Regions from separate parts of the Homo sapiens genome. Here region 1 is linked to region 2. A link is a contact called in ENCODE Hi-C data. All regions are on one chromosome and are shown on one strand. The core of a region is the stretch at or near the end of the contact, and the rest is flanking DNA. Distances in the headings are between cores, read along the strand shown.

Evidence for each region. A loop is a pair of places that touch in the nucleus more often than their neighbours do.
Region 1: a loop to region 2 is called in a map of natural killer cell, with 5 times the contacts of the local background. The contact joins the promoter of OR5D16 here to the promoter of OR5D13 in region 2. A Hi-C loop is called at or near these places in 3 of 168 maps with a recorded cell type or tissue (HepG2, Panc1 and natural killer cell).

What each region holds. Positions count from the first base shown.
Region 1 is chr11:55,835,787-55,841,253 of GRCh38, reverse strand. OR5D16 (olfactory receptor family 5 subfamily D member 16) reads right to left here and starts at 2,502. Exons shown (of 1, transcript NM_001005496.1): 1 at 1,516-2,502. The coding sequence starts at 2,502. The coding sequence ends at 1,516.
Region 2 is chr11:55,770,066-55,775,502 of GRCh38, reverse strand. It overlaps OR5D13 (olfactory receptor family 5 subfamily D member 13), which reads right to left and starts at 2,065. Exons shown (of 1, transcript NM_001001967.1): 1 at 1,121-2,065. The coding sequence starts at 2,065. The coding sequence ends at 1,121.

The DNA of each region.
Region 1 (5,467 bases), core at 1,253-3,752, 65 kb before region 2:
AATTGCAACATGCCCTTGTTCAAGCTGCTCTATAAATACTGATGGTAACTGGTAGGTGATGGAAAAGAAGCATAATCATTGAAAGTGAATATATCATCTCTGTGTTCATTCTCAATAATTCAAGAAGCAAATTAATATTTCTAAACCTCGCATAAATCCTTTCATTCTTGGCAGGGCACAGTGGCTCATGTCTGTAATCCCAGCATTTTGGGAGCCAGCCCAGGAATTTGACGCAGCCCAGGAGTTTGAGTCCAAGAGTTTGCAGATTGCTTGAGTCCAGGAGTTTAAGGCTGCAGTGAGCCAAGATCGTGCCACTGCTCTCCAGCCTGGACAACAGAGAGAGACCCTGTCTAAAAATAAATAAATAAAAATAAAATAAAATAAAAATTATTTCATTCTCTACATTGGAATTCTGTTTTGAAATAGATTAGAATAGTAGTAACATTATATTCAAATGTACATTTCTTCGCGTACCTAACAATATACCTTGGATGTATATGACATAAAATTGTAGCTCAAAAACATTTATTGAAATATTAACTTAATAATATATAATCACCTCCTTAACATTATCCATGCTCTTTACTCCTGATTAAAACTTCTGTCTTGCTCTTTTGTTTCTCTCAAAAACCTATTCATCCTTCAAGGCCAAATTAAAATAGCATGCAATTCTGAAACAATCTTTCCTGCATCTCCAAATGGATTTGAAGTAACTCTCTCCACCAATCCTTTTAGGATATTTACCAACATTACTGGATTTTGAAGTCCTAGAAAATGGGTCTATCTTTTTCTGAATACCATTTTTTTCACTAAATTTATAGTACCAAATTGCTTGTTCAATTAACACACCTATCAGTCACCAGGAAAGAAAGGATAACATAATTAACCTTTATTACACATATGTAATATGCCAGCTATATTGTTTACATTTTCATTTGCTTTCCACAATGTCTTATGAACTAAATCATATTACATGGCCAGCCACAGTGGTGCACGCCTGTAATCATGCACTTTGGGAAGATGAGGCGGGCGGATCACCTGAGGTCAGGAGTTCGAGACCAGCCTGGCCAACATGATAAAACCCCGTCTCTACTAAAAAGTAAAAAAAATTAGCCAGCCGTGGTGGTGGGCACCTGTAATCTCAGCTACTGAGGGGCCTGAGGCAGGCAGAACTGCTTGAACTCAGAAGGTGGAAGTTGCAGTGAGCTGAGATCGCACCACTGAACTCCAACCTGGGCAACAGAGTGAGACCCCATCTCAAAATAAATAAATAAATAAAACTATATTATTTTGTAGACAAAGACAATTATTTTGTAGACAAAATATTTTATAGACAATTATTATTTTGTAGTCAACGTCAATTAGTTTTGTCTGGCTTATATAAGCTGAGCCAAGAATAGCTTCCCTGATCTAAAACTCATAGCCATTCTATTGCAAAAAAGGTTTTTTTAAATCTAAAGTGATTTTTTTTAGTGAACTCTTGATGCACAGTCCATTTGAAAAAACAGGAAAAATTTATTGTTCAATAACAAAATTAAATGGATACCAATGCCTATGTTTAATATGAAAATATTTTGTATTGATTATTTTTCGGATTGCATCCTTAACATCTTTATTTCTCAGACTGTAGATCAGGGGATTCAACAAGGGGATCACCACGGTGTAAAACACAGAGGCCACTTTGACTGTGTGCCTGGAGTTTTTGGAGTTGGGTACACAGTAGAGGAAGAGGATGGTGCCATGGAAGATGGTGATGGCAGTCAGGTGGGAGGCACAGGTGGAGAAGACTTTGCGGTGCCCACTGGCTGAAGGCATCTTCAAGGTGGTGACAATGATGAATGCATAAGATGTCAGAATGATGAGTAGTGTGCTTATCTCATTAAAAGTGGCAACAGTGAAAAGAAGCAACTGGCTGAGATAAGAGTCAGGGTAAGAGAGTGATATCAGGGAGGATAACTCACAGAAGAAATGATTGATTGTGTTGAAACCATGAAAAGATAACTTTAAAGCAGAGCACGCGAGTGTCAGGGAACATGCGACTCCCCATGCATACAATACAACCACCAGCATGGCACAGAGTTTCTGGGAGATGGCAACTGTGTAGAGCAGAGGATTGCAAATGGCCACAAAGTGGTCATAGGCCATCACCGCAAATAGAATTAATTCAGTCACTACAAAGGTGCAAAAGAAAAAGAATTGCACCAAACATCCTGAGAATGAAATGGTTCTATCTTCTACAACCAGGTTCACCAGCATCATGGGAGCAATGATGGAGGAATAGCAGAAATCCACAAAGGAGAGGTGGTTGAGGAAAAAATACATGGGGGTATGCAATTTTGGGTTAATTTTGATGATCACTATCATCCCAAGATTCCCTACCACACTGAAGCCGTAGACTGCCAGAAATACAAAGAAGAGGGGAATTTGCAGTTCCAGGTAATCTGAGAAGCCCAAGAGAGTGAATGTGGCCTCAGATGTCGTATTTCTCTCTGTCAGAAACATGTTTTCCTTTCGTGTGATCCGAAAATCAGTCTTAGAAATTAAATATTGAAAGTGATTGACAAAGCAGCTTAACCATCCCCTCTGTAGAATATAAGGTGAGACAAAATAGATCTCTGTTAATATCCTGATAGGTGCTGTGTCAAGACAGGAATAACTACAGTTTCAAAATAGAATTACCATTAAATGTTGCTTTCTCCAAATTAGAAAATTAATTCTGTTCATGTCCTTAAATAAAATTTTAAAAACATACAGTTGTCATTATGAAATCAAGCAATTCAGGTGATAACATATAATAAAACTCTCATGTAAAACATCTGAATCTCACTGAACCTCACCAGTTCTGCAAAGAAAAATCCAGTAAAGTAAAATAAGTATTTATATCAGTCCAACAATTTCTAACAAAAAATGAGTCTGAAATAATTTCTATAATTGCAACTATTTTCTATATAATAATAATAAGGGCATATATTGTGATATAGTGAATGTAGTCTTAGAGTTATCATTTCTATCTATGGTTAATTTTTAGTTCAGCCTTTTAATTGTTATTATTCTTTTGAACTAAATAGGCCAGACATCAAAATCAGTAATTATTTATGTTTTTCAGTAAAGACATCTATTGAATGGTTTTATTCTACAGATAAACAAACAGAAGCTTGAAGAAGGCATGACTTGACCAAGACAGGTACAAATTCGATGCAATGGACCCAGTTTCCTTGACTCTCAGTCATAGACTCATCTCTCTATGCCAGGCTTTACTCTACATTACAGATAGAAATTTCAACATTTTACTTTGTAAAGATTACATTTTCATATATCATTTTTCTAATTCTTTTGACCACATTTAAGACAATCTTTAGATTATAAAACTATAAAAATTAGCCCAGTGAAAGTGCTGATGGATGCAGAGGTGTTCTGAATATTTATCAAAATGAGACATAGAGAATGGAAGTTAGAAAAATGTCCCCATTCAGGAATAAATATCATAAAAACCTATAAACATTGACGAAGACATTTTCTTTTTCTAGGTCCCCTCTCCTTTCCCTTAACATCATCAGCTAGGACACTCGTTCTGTCCTTCTCTTACCTGTCAATAATATAGATGAGATTCTTAAGGTGTCACCCCACTCTAAAGACATTCATGAGAAAGGAGTTTTTAATACAGAGAGAATGGTGGGGTTTCTCAAATTTAGGCATAGGGGCGGGGTTATCATAAAAAATTAGAACCCCAGTCAAATCTGAATCTCAGGTAGACAAAAAAATTGTTTATGGCCTAAATATGGTGTGGAACATAATCATAGTAAAAACTATTTTTGCTCATCTGAATTTGAAATTTAATTCAGTGTCTTGCATTTCTGTCTGCTGAATCTTGCAACTCTATATCCAAAACAACCCAGCATCTTATAGCAAGAAATACACCCTGGTTTACCTGACACTTTCCTCATTTTAGTACTGTAAGCCACTCACACCCAAATCTCTCAATCATATTCCTTTATAATTAAGACTTATGTGAACTGTCATTTATGGTAAGGTCATCTCCAATTCTGTAAACCAACAAATAGGTTCTAAATGTTCCAGCACCAACAGGGTCCCATGCAACAGCGAGAACTCTCCATAGTGCTATATGTTCATTTATGCAAGAATTTAAAGCACCAGTAAAAAGACAGTACTTTCTAGCCATTTCTCACTATTATAAAATTCATTCTCATTGAAGGTTTCTAAACTTCAGCAGTACTGACACTGTGCTGGATTATTCTTTGTTTTGGGAAGCTACCCTGTGCATTATACCATGTGTGGCAGCATCTCTGTCTTCCATCCACTAGATGAAAGTCTCACTTCCCCACGCCCTCACCCAGATGTGAAAATCAAAAATGTTTCCAGACACTGCCAAATGTTCCCATCAGGAGAAGGGTAGGGAATGCATAATTCTCTATGCTGCCTTGCTTCCTTGATTCTGATAGATTGCAATGTATCTTCTACTGAATTCAATTTAAGACTGAGGTGCAATTTAAATATTATGGTTTCTTGTATCCCAAATTATACTATTACAAGGATTAAACAATTGTATTATCTTTGGGCAATGTGGTGTCCAAAATCTTCTTCCTTGTAATATCCTCCTTTTCTTTTTCTTTTTGCCTTCATGACCCCATGTTGTTTTTTCCATGCTCTAAAATATTTAGATTAAGTTGCCTTTACTATGTTTCTCCAGAAGGTTCATTTTATTCCTTTAAAAATTCAATTTTATGTAAATGCCTATCTCCCTTCCTCAGCTCTTCTAAAAATTTACAGAAGCAAAGAGTTATATATTCCTGAATACTCTCTGGGCTCTTTTATTCTCCAATTCCCAGGAAACAGTTGTTCAAGACACTGCTATCAGAGACAAAGCTCTGCAGGAAAGGGGTACTTTCTGTTCCCCAGATATCCAGATACATAATATCTTCTGTGATTTGAAATTCCCCCCAAATTAATTTCCCAAGGAAAAACTGAAAATAATTGAAGGTGTCTTCTAGATACTTTACATGTAAAAGAATATCCACGTTTTCTCAGACCTGAGAACAAACCTGTTGGTGGAAAAGGTAGCCCCCCCCCTCTGCCTCTGGAGAGCTTGTCTGGGGGAGATGCTAAGACTTTTATTTCTACTACCACTCCCAGTGGCATCATGACCTAGAAAACATTAGTTGCCTTAATCCCCAGGAGACTCAAAACAAGTCATTAAAACTAAAGACTCTTTTCTGATGTAATTTGGGTTTCATATGAAGGAAACAATCACAGCTTTAGCAACATTTTTATGAAGGTTAACTTAAAAGTTGAAATATCATCTCCTTATGTTCCAAGATTATTTCCAACATGTCCATTTTTTTTTTTTTTGTAAAATGACAAAGTATAGCAGGAGTTTTCTTTTTTATTTACTCAACAATTATTTCTTATATATCTACCATGCCCTTGGTCTTTGCAAATCTTAACTGTT
Region 2 (5,437 bases), core at 816-3,315:
TGAATGATTTGTGTATCTTCTTTTGTCAAGTGTGTCCTAAAACATTTAATCCATTTTTAACTAGATGGTTTGTCTTCTTGTTTTGAGTACAATAGTTCTTTATATGTTCCACAAACAAATCATTTGTCAGACCTAAATATTACAAATATTTATTTACAATCTGCAGCTTACATTTTCACTTTCTTAATGTGTCTTTTGCCATAAAAAAAACTTTTAACATAAGGTTTTATTGTTAATAAAATTCATTTTATCCATTTTCTGATGATCCATTCTTTTAACATTCTATCCAAAAAAGTTCCACCCAAACTTTGAAAAGATTCTCCCTATGTTTTATGCTAAAAGGTACTTATAACATTTACATTTAGATTTATGATATATTTCATTTAATTCAAGTTAGTAGCTTTGTATGATGGGAAATAAAACTTATGGCTCTTTTGTTCCACACGAATATCCAGTTTTCCCATTATTATTTTTCTCCATTGAATTATAATGGCCTGTTTGTTGGAATATAAGTTACCAGATATGTGTGACTTCATTTTAGGACTCTGTTACCTTAATATCCCATTGCCTGAATACTCAGATAATTTTTTAGAATAAAATAGGGCATGCATTAAGAAAGGTAGAGTAATACTTAATTCCATTTCATTTGCTAATCAGCAGGCTATAATTTTCATGAATAAAAATCAACTTCTTCCATTCAAAACAAGAAAAAGTAAAGGGTTGGTTGTTCCACAAGACACAGTAAGCAGAAGTTTTGTTAAAGTCACTCAGGAATATGGTTTTCCTGATTACAATTTTAGGGAACCATCCTGAATCTGCACACATTTAATCAGTTTGAATCAGTTTTGCTTTGAAAATACACATAAAATTACAGAATACCTAGAAAAGTATTTTAAAATAATTTACAAATACTGCAACAGATGATATAAAAGCTTTAGGTTTTAGAATTTTTAGTTACATGTCATTTAGATCTATTTCAAAAGGTTGTGCTGGTGTGAATGTGTCAACTGATAGTCTATTGATTAAATAATTTGAATAATCAATTGCACTGTAAGAGATGGGTAATCTGTAAGATAGTAAATCACTTTTTTCAGAAATAACGTATCTAAGAACATCATATTCAGTGGTAAATCAATTTGGTGACAACTAATTTTTCAAACATGTTATTGATATCTTTGTTCCTAAGGCTGTAGATCAATGGGTTCAGCATTGGAATCGCCACTGTGTAAAACACAGAAGCCACTGTAACTATGAGGCTAGAAGTTTTAGGATTAGGAACACAGTAAAGGAAAAGGATAGTTCCATGGAAGATAGTGATGGCTGTCAGGTGGGAGGCACAGGTGGAGAAAGTTTTCTGGCGCCCACTTGCAGATCGCATCTTCATAATGGTAGTGAAAATAAGCATATATGATGTCAGAATGATAATTAGGCTGCTCACCTCATTGAATATGGCAATAATAAAGCATAGCCTCTGGCTGATATAGGGGTCTGAGTAGGAGGCAGAAACAATTACAGAGTGGTCACAGATAAAATTATTTATGAAGGTAGATTCACAAAACGATAAGTCAAGAAGAAAATATGTGAGTATCAGGGAGCACACTATCCCCCATGTATAGGACCCAGCCACCAGAAGAGCACAGAGCTTCTGAGACATAATAGTGGTATACAGCAAGGGTTTACAAACTGCCACAAAACGGTCATAAGCCATCGCTGCTAACATGAAAGTTTCTGTCACTCCAAAAATGCAAGCAAAACAAAATTGCATGATGCAACCAGAGAAAGAGATGGTTCTGTATTCCACAACCAAGTTCTCCAACAGTTTAGGTGTAACTACAGTGGAAAAACAGAAGTCTGTCAAGGACAAGTGACTAAGGAAAAAGCACATGATTGTATGGAGTTTTGAATTGAGTCTGATGATTATTATCATGCCCAAGTTCCCCACTACAGTGACTGTGTAGACGAACAAGAAAACCAGAAAGAGTGGAACCTGGATTTCTGGGTATTCTGAAAAACCCAAGAGAATAAAAGTGGGTGTGCTGCTTTGATTTCTTTCAGATGCCATCATGATACTTGTTGGATTAAAAGGAAAAAAGTTATTCTTGAAAAGCAGAACTGGATAGGAAAAAAGAGATAGGAAAGAGGCTTCATGTGTTTCTAGGACAAGTGATATAGAACAGTGATTCTCAAAATGTGGTCATCAAACCAGCAGTAGCATCACCTCCTGGGAACTTCCTACTATTGCCAATTCTCCAGCTCCATCAACCTTCTGAACAGAAGCTCTGGGATGAGGCCCACTATTTGTGGTTTAGTCAAGTCTCCAGGTGATTTTGATGCCTGCTAAAGGGCAAAAACCACCACTTACATGGAAAATATACAGTAATCATTCTATTATTGAAAAGTCAGCCATTTTTAGTATGATTGACATAGAACTGAAATATATATTATGACATAAAATCAATTTTTAAAAACTGAGAAGCACAAAGGAAACCTTCTCATGGATCTAAAAATTACACTGAGGATCAAGTAGGTGATTTAGCACCGCCAATGGTGGCACATAAATGTTACTATTTTCTACCTTTGCTGGGCATAACACAGAATTAAATGATTGTAGAATTTAAGAATTTAAATAAACCATAAAATGTATATAGCCTATGCCTTGCACCTAATCCTCAAGAGTTTGCTGTGGAAGCCCATTTCTAAGATGTTTATGTAGCTTCCATTAAAACTTTCATCAATGTACATTGCCTCCTGGAGTGTTTTTATGGGCATTTTGACAATTTGCTGAACTTTTATTATTTTATTAAATAAAGTCAATTAATTAAATTTCCATTACCTGTTCCTTGATGTGCTTTAGGTCACATCTTCTGAGATATACATATATATGTATACATGTATGCACATAATATGTATTCTATATGTGCTAATACAGAATATGTTAGAAAAATAGAAACATCTGTAGTTGTCAAAAATATTTTCATACAAAATATATTCTCTGATACCCTGAAAGTTGTATAATGAAAATTACACATGTTCTTAACCAATAAGAAATAAATAATCTCTCTTTCTTTTTTTTTTTTTTTGAGCTTGAGGCAATTTTATTGAAATTAGTGGTAAGAATGAAAGATTACAGCCAATCTAAAATCAGTGGGCTACATCAAATTATAAACAAAGGTTGTAATCTAGTCATTCAACATGCACTGTTTATATGGAGTTATTTCTATTTATTTATTTTTGTTTGCTTGTTTTTGAGACAGGGTCTCACTCTGTCACCCAGGCTAGAGTGCAGTGGCAAGATCAATGCTCACTGCAGCCTCGAACTCCCAGGCTCAAGTGATCCTCCTCAGTAGATGGGACTACAGGCATGCACCACCACACTAGGATAATTTCTTATTTTTCTCTAGAGACAGGGTCTCACTATGTTGCCCAGGGTGTTCTCAAACTTCTGAGCTCAAGCGGTTATCTCTCTTTCATGATAAGACAAACTTTAAGAAGACAGGGGAGTGAAAATAATAAAACCTAAAGTAAATGGACTTGTTATGAGTGAAAAAGCATGAATAAAAATAGGACGATGCAGCAGAAATCCATGTATATTTCTTTTTTCATCTTCTCAGCTTTCCCTGAAATGAGTGCCAAGCTCCAGTCCTATGCATTTCCTTACATGCACTACAAGCAACCCTCAACACAGAGCATTCATCATGAGCATATTCTTTCCAGTACCAAGTGGGCCTGGGTGATTTCACTTTAAGCATTCATTATCATTTACACAATGCTAATGAATGGTTTGCCCTTCAACGTTTGACCAGAGTAGTGAAGGCTGCTACCACTGCTTGGGATACTTGGCACAGTTAATAGGTCAATAACAAAAGAGATTCTCAGAAAGAGACCTGATATTTAAGGCTTAGCTATTTCAAAAGCATTTCATAAACATCAATGGGTTGTCATTAGGCTTGTACTCAAGACAAAGCAGGCACAGGGAAGTTCAAAATCAACAAATATCTCATAAGTTTTTGTAGACTTTTCTCCATTGTTCCCTAGTGCCACCACTAGCGGTGTCTGTATTACAAAATGTAATTCTAATGAATACTTCATGCTTTGTTAGTGAAAATTAAAATGTCTCTAGCCATAAAAAGAGGCCAATTTAACTTTTAGGGTAATCTATATGCACTGGATTCCCATGTTTTCCACCTGAATTGAAAGATAGCAAAAGATAAATGAACTAACCTGAAGCCAGAAGCTCTTGATTAATTTTCTGAGAATCTATTTTTCTGATTAATGAACAACAGGTACTTTTCTTCTCAATAGTCAAACATTCTTTAAGACAGCAGCAGGCTTTAAAAGCGGTAGTGCATTTCAATGAGTGTGCCAGCAAAATAGCATTTTATTTCTAGGATATAAGAAATCTCAATACAAGGAAAAAACAAAAAGCCAAATCTATAATATAATGTCTACTAAACTCTGGGTTTTATCTGTCTCCATGACTACAGAGTATAATTAGAGTTTTCTTGGTTGGCCTCCAAACACAATTAATTGGCTGTCTCTTGTGTCATTATGATAGATACATTTTCTTCTAAATTATTAGGGATAATTACATCACCACAATTATTCCATTAACTACCTTTAACTCTTGAATTATTGAAATTGTACATGTTCACCAAATAAAACATCAACAGCATAGTTTGAGAATAGGAAAAAAATAAGGAACAATTCAGAAATAGCTAGTATGAATACAACTACATTTCAAATTCCACATTCAAATTCATAGTGAAGAAATCGGACATGTAAAACTACTTTAAGCACAGGATGAAAGTTACCACGACCAGTGGTATCATGATGTGAGTATCATGTACCCTTGACATGATGTTATAAGAGAGACACTTTGCTTTTGTCATTTACTTATGCTGAAAACCGTAAACCCAGCTTAATATGAGAACATTATCAGGAAAACCCAGACGTGGGAGTACTCTACAGGATATGTAGAGAGTACTCCTTAAGACTCTCAAAGTCAATGTGCAGTGTTATTTCTGAGGCCTCTGTTCTGTTCCATTGGTCTATATATCTGTTTTGGTACCAATACCGTGCTGTTTTGGTTACTGTAGCCTTGAAGTATATTTTGAAGTTGGGTAGCGTGATCCCTCCAGCTTTGTTCTTTTGCTTAGGCTTGTCTTGGCTATGCAGGCTCTTTTTTGGTTCCATATGAAATTTAAAGTAGTTTTCTTCCAATTATGTGAAGAAAGCCAATGGTAGCTTGATGGGGATAGCACTGAATATATAAGTTATTTTGGGCAGTATGGCCATTTTCACAATATCAATTCTTCCTATCCATGAGCATGGAATGTTTTTCCATTTGTTTGTATCCTCTCTTATTTTGTTGAGCAGTGGTTTGTAGTTCTCCTTGAAGAGGTCCTTCACATACCTTGTAAGTTGGATTCCTTGGTGT